Regions from separate parts of the Mus musculus genome. Here region 1 is linked to region 2. A link is a loop called in an ENCODE intact Hi-C map of the cell type or tissue named here. Cell type or tissue: heart. All regions are shown on one strand. Links, peaks and the distances in the headings refer to the core of each region. The heading gives the core; the rest is flanking DNA.

Region 1 (5,383 bases), core at 177-5,176, 150 kb before region 2:
ACTCTGGACTCTCCCAGATGTCCCTGTCTCTGGCTGTGTTTTCTTTTTTATCTACAATAAATCTCTCCTCCACCATACCTAGGAGTAGTCACGTCCTTCCTTTTTATTTAGTTATCTTTCACTCAAAAAACACGTAACAGTTTCATTGTTAGACAGTCTTCTGGCTGGCTTGTTCTCAGTCAATACACACACACACACACACACACACACACACACACACACACACACACCAGAGAGACAGACAGAGAGACAGGACAGAGACACAGAGAGCAATTCTGCCTTCTCAATGTATTTTCTTTGAGACAGCTTTCATCTAATATTAAACAAAAATGTTTGTGCGTGCACACAGCGTGTCTCTGTGTGTGCAAGAGTGTGTGCATGTGTGTGTACGATATATATGTGACACAACAATGTGTGTGAAAGTCAGAGCACAACACTGTGAAATCAGTTGTCTTGAACACAGTTTGCTATGGTAGTTATATGGCTGTTTTGTTGTTGTTGTTGTTGTTGGTAGTGTTGTTGTTTACAACTACCTAAAATATTGTCTTTTAAAACAGATGAATGCCTGATGGAAAATAAAAACTCTTGAAATTCTCTTTGGAAAATCAAAGAGAGCCCCTTTCAGCTTAGATCGCTATCTGAAAAGTTGAGATTCAGAGGATTAAAGAGCCCACAAAGTAACAAATGACAGGGCGCAGAGTGGCCATTCTGAAGTGGCCATTGAGTGCTTGTATGAACACCTCTCCATAGGAAAGAACTCCCTCCCTCAAGTGAGACGATTGCATTTTTAGCTTCTTATCCAAATATAAAACTCTGGGAACTAGACATCAGCTGGGCACAGAGAGCCCAGGAGAATGCGTAAACATGGCCAAGACTGAAGTTGTAAAGATGTAGTAAGAGCGCATACAAACCATAAAGCATGATCACTTTTATGTAGTTTTCACTTAGGACCAGATTTAACGTTGGGTGGTCAGCAGAACAAACAGAAATCATATGACGATTAAGCATTAGCTAGGGATGGTGGCGCATGCCCATAGTATAAGCACTTACAAAGTTGGGCTTGGACAATCACAAGTTTAAGGACAGCTTGGGGTGTGTGTGTGTGTGTGTGTGTGTGTGTGTGTGTGTGTGTGTGTGTGTATGTGTGTGTGTGTGTGTGTGTGTGTGTGTGTGTGTGTATGTGTGTGTGTGTGTGTTTACTCATGCTGCAGAGTGTATGTGATAGAGGATTACCTTCAGGTATTTATTCTCTGCTTTTATCATGTGGGCTCTGGGACCCTCTAAACATGTTCCTTTACCCACTGAGCCTAAGAAAGCAACACCTAGGGATTCTACCATCTAAGCATTCCGCTTGCGACTTGAGGTTCTATGGACTTTCTTGGTAAGGGGACAGCTAGCCAATAAATTTGTAAAAAGGTTGGCTCACCACTTTTCCATGGAGGAAGCTACCCAGAGTCAGAGCCGAAAGCAGCTGCTGGTCTAAAAGATACGAGGCTCCTCTGGGCCTGGAGCTACAAATTCTGTCCCTTCTGTGCAGAAGGCCACAGAAATTACAGCCCAGTTTCTGAACTCGTTTTTCTGGAATCGGCAAATGCCCTTAGGGAAAAGAAGATTTCAGTACTGGAGCTTTCTGGCTCTCGTTGTTTAGTTCCATTTAACCACTTCTTAGTTCTTAATGCATTTCTTTTATATTCTGTCTAGTTTGTAGTTATATTCATTGCAACAGTTTAACCATATTAAGGAGCCCAAGACTCCTATAAGGCAATTTGTGTGCTGTTGTGCTAACCCCTGTCCTTTTCTGGAGTATGTCTTCCTTCCAGTTGCTCTCCACAAAGTAGCTAAAGCCTCTTTCTAAGATACCACTTAAAAGGGCTGGAGAGATGGCTCAGCAGTTAAGAGCACTGACTGGCCTTCCAGAGGTCCTGAGTTCAATTCCCAACAATCACATGGTAGCTCACAACCATCTGTAATGGGGTCTGATACCCTCTTCTGGTGTGTCTGAAGAGAATGATGGTGTATTCGCATACATAAAATAAGTAAATAAATCTTTTTAAAAAAAAAAAGATACCACTTAGCACTTAGATAATGTTATTTTTCAAGGGACAAGTAGAAATCTTTAAAAGTTCGCTTTTAGCTTTAAAATAGAAATCAAATTCTTCAGTTTGGGTGGTTGGACTAAAAACTCCCTTTTCCTACTTTATTGGTTCACAGAATAAGCATTTACTGCGTGGGGGATGTGTGGCTCTGGCTAGGTCAGATAGTGTTTCCTGTCTTGCCTCTGAAGGATTTCTATATGTTGTCTGTCTTAACTTCTTGTAAGAAGGAAGTCAGAACCCAGATCGGAGGAACTCCTATACTAGTCCTCTTTCTTTTATAACATAAATCAAAACTCAGATTTAAGTCTATTCAATTTGGATATCCTAATAAATTAACTAGACAGAAGTTCAACTCCTACAAGTTATACTGGCCTGTTTGTATTTTTCTCTGAGTTTTGGGCCATTTGCTATGTGAATTTGGGCTACGAAGTTTTGAAATTGAATTTATCATTGTCATCTACTTTGGGGCAACCTTTATAGTTACGAGGACACCTACAAGTAAAAAAAGGGGGGGGGGCTTCAGCTAAGTTTTGTCTAATAAATGTGGGTCTGATTATGGGATGTGATTTCAGGATGCTCCAAACAGAACAGCCTGATTTCAAACAAATCTACCCCCACCTGCTGGTGGTTCCCAGAAATACTAGCCAAAGATGTGTCTGAAGTAGGCAAATCTAGTCATATTACAAGACGCTAATTTTGACCTCTGCTGCTTAGAAATCTTGAACCAATTCTTTTTTTTTTCTTCCTTCTCTAGGATTCAGTTTTTTCCATGTGTATAACTCGGGTACTTAGGAGAATGACCTAAAAACTGTCCCATTTCTGATGGATAAGACTTCTGTGTTCAGTGATACTTGGGTGGCCAGGATATGACCAGTGGCATATGGGCTCCCCTGAGTTCTTTTTCTTCTCTTGCATTTAAGTGGCAGAGAAGCATTTGCTGCAAGAATAAGGGGAATGAAGACGACGTATAAAAGCCATTCACTGCCTTTTTAAAGGCAGGAAGGCACGCAGCACTTGTTTACAAAAGTCAAGTCATTTAAAAATGGCTCATCAACAGTAAAAATCCTAAGCTGTGCAAAACTGCCAGCTCAGATAGTTCCTAGTCAATGAGAGTTTGCAGTTGTAGATAGTTTGCTTAATAGTCTCATTGGTCTGACTAAATGCAGGATAAGGAGCAGCTTAAAGGAAGAATTTAGTTGGGCTCATGGTCTGAGGATATAGTCCATCATAGTGAAAAAGCATAGTGGGAGTAGCTTGTGGCTGTAGCTGCAGAAGCATAAGGCTGTTCACTGACATCTGGGAGAATCAGGAACCAGACAAAGGGAGATGCTAGTGTTCTACACATTTTCTTCTCTGGTCCTCCAGGCCAAGGAATCCTGTCACTCACATTCTTAGGAGGTCTTTCCACATCAGTTAAAACGCCTCTCTAGAAATTAATTCCAAATATGCTTAATGAACACTCCTGGCCATTTGTGTGTAGAACATATTTCTTTTTTAAATTATGTGTGTATGGGTGTATAAGCAGATGAATTCGAGTGTCTCCAAAAGCCAGAAGTATAGGATCACCCTGGGGCTGAGATTTATAGATGGTTGTGAGCTATCTAACATGGTTACTGGAAATCTTACTCAAGTCCCCTGGAAGAATAGTATGTGCTCTTAACCAGGGAGCCATGTTGCCATTCCTCCTAGGCATTTCTTAATCCAAATAAATTGACAATTAGAATTGGCCATCAGAGCAAGGCACAGTCAAGCTTAATTACTTTCACCTACTACTGAGCAAAGAGGAGAAGAGGACATGTTTCCGTTTGAACAGTTGAGCTAACAAAAAAAAAACGAACTTTAAGTCCACTTGGATTTCAAGCTTTCCACATACATGCCTTAGGAGGACTAACAATAGTGAACACTATGGGTCTATATTGTTCATCATTCATTTTATGCAAGGCTCTGGAAAGGCCCCCTCCTGAATTGCTTTGCGATAGGCAAAAACAGCGACAACAACAACAACAAAAACAAAAAAACCCCACAGATTATAGAATTAAGTAGAGAGATTTTTTTCATCCTCTGGTCCATGAGGGCAGTATTCACAGTAGTGGCAAGAGCCTTCTAGTTTGTGAACTGTAATCCTTCCAGAGACACCATGTGGTGTGTTTCCTAACTGTTTACATTTCCTGAATGAGAACCCCCAAGGAAGGGAGCCTTATAAACAAAGAAACTTGAATTGTGTTGGACTCCTTAGGCTCCTCTGTAAGCCAGTTCTCACTGGCCTCTGTGTCTGCCTTACTGTTTTCTATGACTTCACTCTGGAATTTGTGATGTATGTTAGGCTCAATGACCTATGACCTGTATTTAAATCTTAAAAAAATTTTTTTGAGATGTTCATGTGAGTAGCCAATAGAATATGATCATATATAATCCCATGCCCCCTCAACTACTTCTATATACCCCCAACAAGAGTGCTTTCATTTTTTTCTAATAATACAGTATAGGTAGCGCTGCCCATGTGTGCATGGGTGTGGGGCCATCCACTGGAGTACAGGAAACTTACCAATAGCCACATCCTACATAAAGAATGACCTTCCTCTCCCAACAACTGGGGAGGAGAGGCTACCTGAACCTTGAGAAGGATGGCCTCATGGTTTTGTAGTTTATCTCCCTGATGACTTCATCTCCTTCCTTCTTGAGACTATAAAAGACTTGCGTAATCCATTTATAGAGGAAACCATGTTTATCTAGAGCTCATGTACTTAATGTGAGTTTGTGTTCCTAGAGCATATGGTCTTTTGTGTTGGTTCATAATAAAGTGTTGGGCTTTTTTTTTTCCAGCATGTTTTTTACAGTGACAGATAAAAATGCCAGGCCTTTCCACATGATGGAGCTAGAACAGCAGGCCATTGGAATGCCCTGGTTTGCTAGGTACTTTCTTGAAGAACCTATCTGTTGACCTTTGCCTTCCTCCCACCCCCTCTACAGTGTTAGTAAAGAACTTTCACTTCAATTTTGCACTTCCTGGATAAAAGATAAGGTTTCATCTTGGGGTGACCATAATCACTGAAGTTACTCTACAGTTCTCCAAGCTTTGTCTTGGGGGTGTACACTTGGGGCGAAAAAGCACTATGAAAAATGTCAAAGTACTCTTGGGAGTACTGTCCAGATGGAGAATTCCTGCTGAATCAAATCCTCACCATAAAACGCATTGGGAAGCTTTCCTAAACTTTCTCCTAACCCCTGCGGTGGCAAAAATGCTTAGATTTGCTGGAGCCCCAGGGAGCCGGGAATGGCTATAAGAG
Region 2 (5,383 bases), core at 221-5,220:
CATGTGCCATCCCCATGAACATATACATAAGCCAATAAAAAAGCTTGAGTAAGTGACTTGAATGTATGAAACTAGAAGATAGTGGTTTAAAAAAGAGTTGGGGAGGGTGGAGGACTGTTTCAGCAGTTTATAATGCCTGCTGCTCTTTCAGCTAATCTGAGTTCATTTTCCCAGCACAATATCAGGAAGCTCACAACTGCCTACAACTCCAGCTCTAGGAAATCCAACATCCCTTTTTTGGCTTCCATGGACACGGACACGCATGCATACACACACACACACACACACACACACACACACACACACACACACACACACAAATAAATCTTTTAAAAATAAAGAAAAAATTATAGGCACTAGGTCAAGACCTAAGTCTGTGGCTAGGAAGATTATTTAAATTATTTTACAAAGGTACTTTTCTAATGTGCTAGGACCTAGGTTCATTGCAGCCACTGTATGAAGGGAATGAGTATGTGTGCTGCTGACAAATGGGAGACAGGCAGGGGCGCAGGGACTCCATCAGGGATACCATTTCCGTGATTACTTGGGTAGTCTTGCAGCTTTCACAGTTTAGTCTAGGGATTGCTCTTTTAACTTGGGTAAATTGCCAGAACTCTTTATCTACCCATATCAGCCTGATAGAATTCAGGGTCTGTGTCTCCTCCCGCTGGCCCAGATAACATAGTAAACTATCATTAAGAGGATGACAGTCAGAGGTTTGGAATGACTGACATAGCTACGAATTGTCAGGGTGCTTTCCAAGCTTTTCTTGTGAGTCATATGGTTGGCTTGGACACGACAGACTTCCAAAAGTAGCTATCATTGTGAATATTTTTCTAATGTCATTGTAGAGTTTTAACATACATTTTCCTCAACTTACAGTCACATTCAAAGGAATTCATTAGACCTTGAAACCATCACAGTTAAACCACATTTGAGTTGTTGTGTGGACATACTAGGATAAACACACATACAGACAGACACACACATACACACAGACACACACACAGAGAGACACACACTGCCCCCTCTCTCACTCCAGAATCACTAGTAGAGATGGCTGTGGTTCCATATAATTCCAGCAGTAAGGAAGCAGAGACAGGCAGAGGGCTGTAAATTCTAGACCAATCTAGTCTACATAGCCAGTATCAGGCTGGCCTGGACTATAGAGTAAGACCTTATCTCAAAAAAACAAACCACAGGGGGCTGGAGGAATGGTTAAATGCACTGGCTATTTTTTTCAAAGGTCCTGGGCTTGAATCCCAGCAGCCACATGGTGGTTCACAAACCATTTCTAACTCCTGTGCCAGGGGCTCATCACCTTCCTTTGTCTTCAAGGGTATTACACATAGGTGTCACACAGACAACCCCCCCCCCACACACACAAAATAAACAAGGGAGCAAACAAACAAAAAGAGCACTGGCAACAGTGCTCTGCCCCAAACAGTTTCCTGTCATGACCACATGACTGAACGTTGTCTTGATTCTCACTCCAGCTGAGTTCCAGTGGAGCCTTTACTCTGCTGGACACACCTGCATTTGCACTGACATTTTTTTTAGGGAGGGGGGGCTCAAAATGGATCACAGGCCACTGCCTACATCACTTGCAATTGTGATATTAACTGAGGCTGTGCCAAAAGGGAAACAGCACTTTGAGTAATTTGAAAGCTGTGGCCCACTGCTGCTACCCTGCATTGACAAGAAAGTTGAGTGGCACTACACAGTAGTCCAAGTCTAGGAAAAGAAACAGATTCAAAGCATACTTCCTACTGAGGGCCAGTGTTTTCTGAAGCAGAATAAAGCTGAAGAAACTCAAATGGAATCATTGGCCATAGAGAACCACCTGTACTTCTTTCTTTCCCAGCATTACAATGTGTGCTTTTTCATTTGCTATGTCATGGCTACCGAACCAGAAACAAAAGAAACCCTACTTCGACTCTTCAACTTCCTATGTTTTTCACATGAACTGTTTCATGAAATGGAGGGCTTGTACCCTCTGTCACGTGACCTGTGGTGGTCTGGGCCTGTGATCCAGCTGTCTTGCTTCTCACTCCAGCTGCTTTCCCAGCAGAGTCTGGACTCTGCTGGGCATTTCTGCCATTGCACAGGCTTTCTCGTGCTCACATGGACCACAGGTGCACTGCTCATGCCACTTGCAAATGTGGTATTAGCTGAGATGGTGCCAAAAAGGAGCAGAGAATCAAACTCTTAAAATGGATAAAAAGTGTAAATAAAATTCCCTATCAAGACTGTTGTAGGCATGCCATTTTGCTAACAGAAAATGACCAGGCAGAGACAGAAGAGAACGGAAATAACTATGAGCCAGAGCATATGACCTCCATTTGAAATGTTTAGAGCCCTCACATCAGTCTTCGATGGGGCTTTGTCTTCCTCACACACAAAGAGGTTTTCAAATGAATTCCCATTATATACTACTTGCTGCCTTACACTTTAATAATACAAAATGTGTTTCACTGTTTTGTTTGCTCACTTCATAAAAACACTTGTCTGGAGAAGAATTAAGCTATCTGGCAAGCGCCATCTTGTGTCCAGAAGCAGAACTGTCACTACCATGTCCTTGTGAGAAGGGTGGGAACTACATCTTGCCAGCCAGCAGCTTTCTCAGGCTTCTAGAATATACCAGGCTGAAAATCAGAGCTTTGTTATACATTGCACAAAAGGTGGAATCCAAATGTCTCTACTTACAAAAGTCTTTACTATAGATAAATGTCATGTCTACTGAAAATATTAAATATGGGGAAGCTACAAAAAGTATAATTTTGGAAAGATTAACTCTACTAATAATTGCCTGTAGAGTGTATATATTCATACATATTATTAGAAAACAGCTTTTTTGTTTGTTTTGGCTCTTTTAATCAGGGGGCTGTTCTGCAACCCAGGCTGATCTGCACATCACAAGTTAACTTTAAAACTCAAGGCAATCCTCCTGCCGTAGGCTCTTGAATGCTGGGATTACAGATACAAGACACCATACCTGGCAGCCAGTTTGGTTCATTATAATGCACTGTTTTAAATTCTATCCCCTGCCCCAACTTTGAAGCATGTTATTCCAAGTTTTTTTCAATATTATTGCAAAGTGACTAAATGCAAATTAAAGATGATTTTAAGTCCAGCACGTTTGTTCATGCCTACATTCTCATCATTCAATGGGCTGAGGCATGAGGACTGTTAAAAAGGCAGCCTAGAACTCCATAGCTCCAGGGAAGCCTGGTCTATAGAGAGCCTGTTTCAAAACAAAACAGAACAAAACAAACAAACAGGGGCTACTTTAAAACAGAGATGGTTAAGACTGCTTCTACCCCATCACATACAAATTCCATTAGAAGATCACCACCCCGCCTTTTTTTTCCCTGATTTGCTGACACACACTTTGTTAATCATAGTTTTTCTCTTTAAATAACTTACAACACTGAAGGCATTCTAAACTTACTTTCTTCCACCGACTTGTACTTTGGAGACAGCTTGTCAAAGCACAGCTTCAGACCTTTATTTGGCAGTATTGGGACATTCCATAGGATTGAAGTATCGTGCTGCAGAACACTTTTAAAACTGCTTAGAGAGTTAAACCAAGTCCCCGAGCTCGCTTTTAAACTGAGATAACACAGAAAAAAAGAAAAGAAAGAAAGAAAAGAATGGTTCTTACGGTTCACTGCTCTCTCTACCTGTGGCCTGAGAGGCGCCCTCACAAGCAGGATACACGCAGGGCTGTAGTCTACCCAACTTGGCTCCTTGCTTGACTGGGTCCAGAAAAAAAATTCCTCTCTCAGCAAAAAGAAAGGGTTATGAGAGCACGTATCTCTGTGTGGACTTGTGTGTGTGTGTGTGTGTGTGTATGTGTGTGTGCGCGCGCACGAGTGTGTTTGAAATAAAATAGTCTGCTATCTCAGCATCATTTTGCTTTTCTAATTATAAAAATTATCAGGGAATAAAGCAATTCTGAAAATGCTGAAAGCAGTTAAAATATAAAGGAAAGGTTATGTCTCACTTCTGCCACCACCAACTACACCCAAACAGTGGGAGACACAAGGAGTCTAGTTTCCCGCCCCCGCCCCCAGTCAGGAAAACACGCATTTTTTTTTTTACAAGTGATATCACTCAACAGCGTATCTAAATCTCCTTCCAAGCCCATGTATCTTTCTATGTCATTCATTTTATGTTTGCGTTTTCTGCCAGTTTTTTGGCAGAATGCAAATGTTTAAAACAAAATCCGATTAAAAAAAAAAAAACTGTACCGGAGACAAAAACATGGAATGCCACGTAAGAAAATGAACATGAACGGCATGCCTCACTGAAGTCTTATTTTAGAAGCTGCAATCTGATCACCTCTCCCCACACTATGGACTTTCAAATTATCCGAAAACCCCAAATTCCACAAGATTAATTCCACCCGAGTTAGGACAGATCTATCAAAACATTATTGCATTCCCACCTCTCCCCGGCAATAATCTCTATTTTCTTTTTCCACCTTCCCACCGAAGCGCGACGAAATTGCCAGAAAATAACGGGCTTTAAGACAGCCATTACCTCCTAGCTCCTAGTCTGCTGCTGCCGCCTGGAGAAGTGCAGCCCCTCCCCCAGGACGAGCGCTGCTGCGCGCTTCCCACAAGCAGGCATAAGCTCCTCCCCTTCGCATGCTGGGGGCTGCAGGGGAAGAGCCCCTCGGGGAGGGGCGAAAGCCACCAGCTCCAACTCAGACTTGTTTCAGTCTGAAAAAAGCAACGTGCTTTTTTTTTTTTTTTTCAAACTGGAAAGCAGAAAAGGCAACATGTGTCCTTTACTTTGCAGTCAGAGCGCCAGGGTGGGCGATCCCCTCCCCGAAAACACTGCAGAAATGCCTTTAACATAAACTGAAGACCTACATAAGAATAGCTTTTTGCAACACATAAATGTTTTGTTTTGTTTATTCTGCCATTTTATTTCTGCAAACTAAATTAAGATCCAGCGGCTCAAAATGTATTTAAAATATTTGCCATGCCCTTCTTCGTGATTGAGGTGAATTAATAATACCTTATTTGGGGGAAAATTAAGTCTTTGAAAGATTAATTTTCCTGGTCCTGAGATTATATGCTTCCCCCACCACTTGCTGTGGTGTGTGTGTGTGTGTGAATGTGTGTACTGTTTATGAGTGTGTGCATATGAGTGTGTGGGGGGCATGTGTGTGTATGTGTTTGTGTGTGTGAATGTGTTGTTTATGTGTGTGTGTGTGTGTGTATATGAGTGTGTGTGGGGCACGTATGTATATGTGTTTGTGATTGTGAGAATGTGTTGTTTATGTGTGTGGGGCACGTGTGTGTATGCGTTTGTGTGTGGGGTGTGTGTGTGAGAATGTGTTGTTTATGTGTGTGCGTGAGTGTGTGTGGTG

What was found. A loop is a pair of places that touch in the nucleus more often than their neighbours do. Peaks named below come from ENCODE experiments on the same cell type or tissue, not always from the same donor. Only the 100,000 strongest peaks of a DNase experiment are listed, where the experiment ranks them.
Region 1: it touches region 2 in a loop (6-fold over the local background); 7 of 42 quality-filtered maps call a loop at or near these places.

Annotation. Positions count from the first base shown.
Region 1 is chrX:139,366,658-139,372,040 of GRCm38, reverse strand. No RefSeq gene overlaps it. Among named protein-coding and RNA genes, the nearest start is that of Platr21, 13 kb to the right of the region's middle. In heart, for the core only: CTCF peaks have their summits at 2,728 (motif pointing left) and 4,956 (motif pointing right); no DNase peak of the experiment used is centred there.
Region 2 is chrX:139,216,377-139,221,759 of GRCm38, reverse strand. All of the region lies in intron 4 of Pwwp3b (PWWP domain containing 3B), which reads right to left. Among named protein-coding and RNA genes, the nearest start is that of Pwwp3b, 9.0 kb to the right of the region's middle. In heart, for the core only: a CTCF peak has its summit at 2,548 (motif pointing left); no DNase peak of the experiment used is centred there; H3K4me3 peaks cover 1,748 bases; H3K27ac peaks cover 1,568 bases.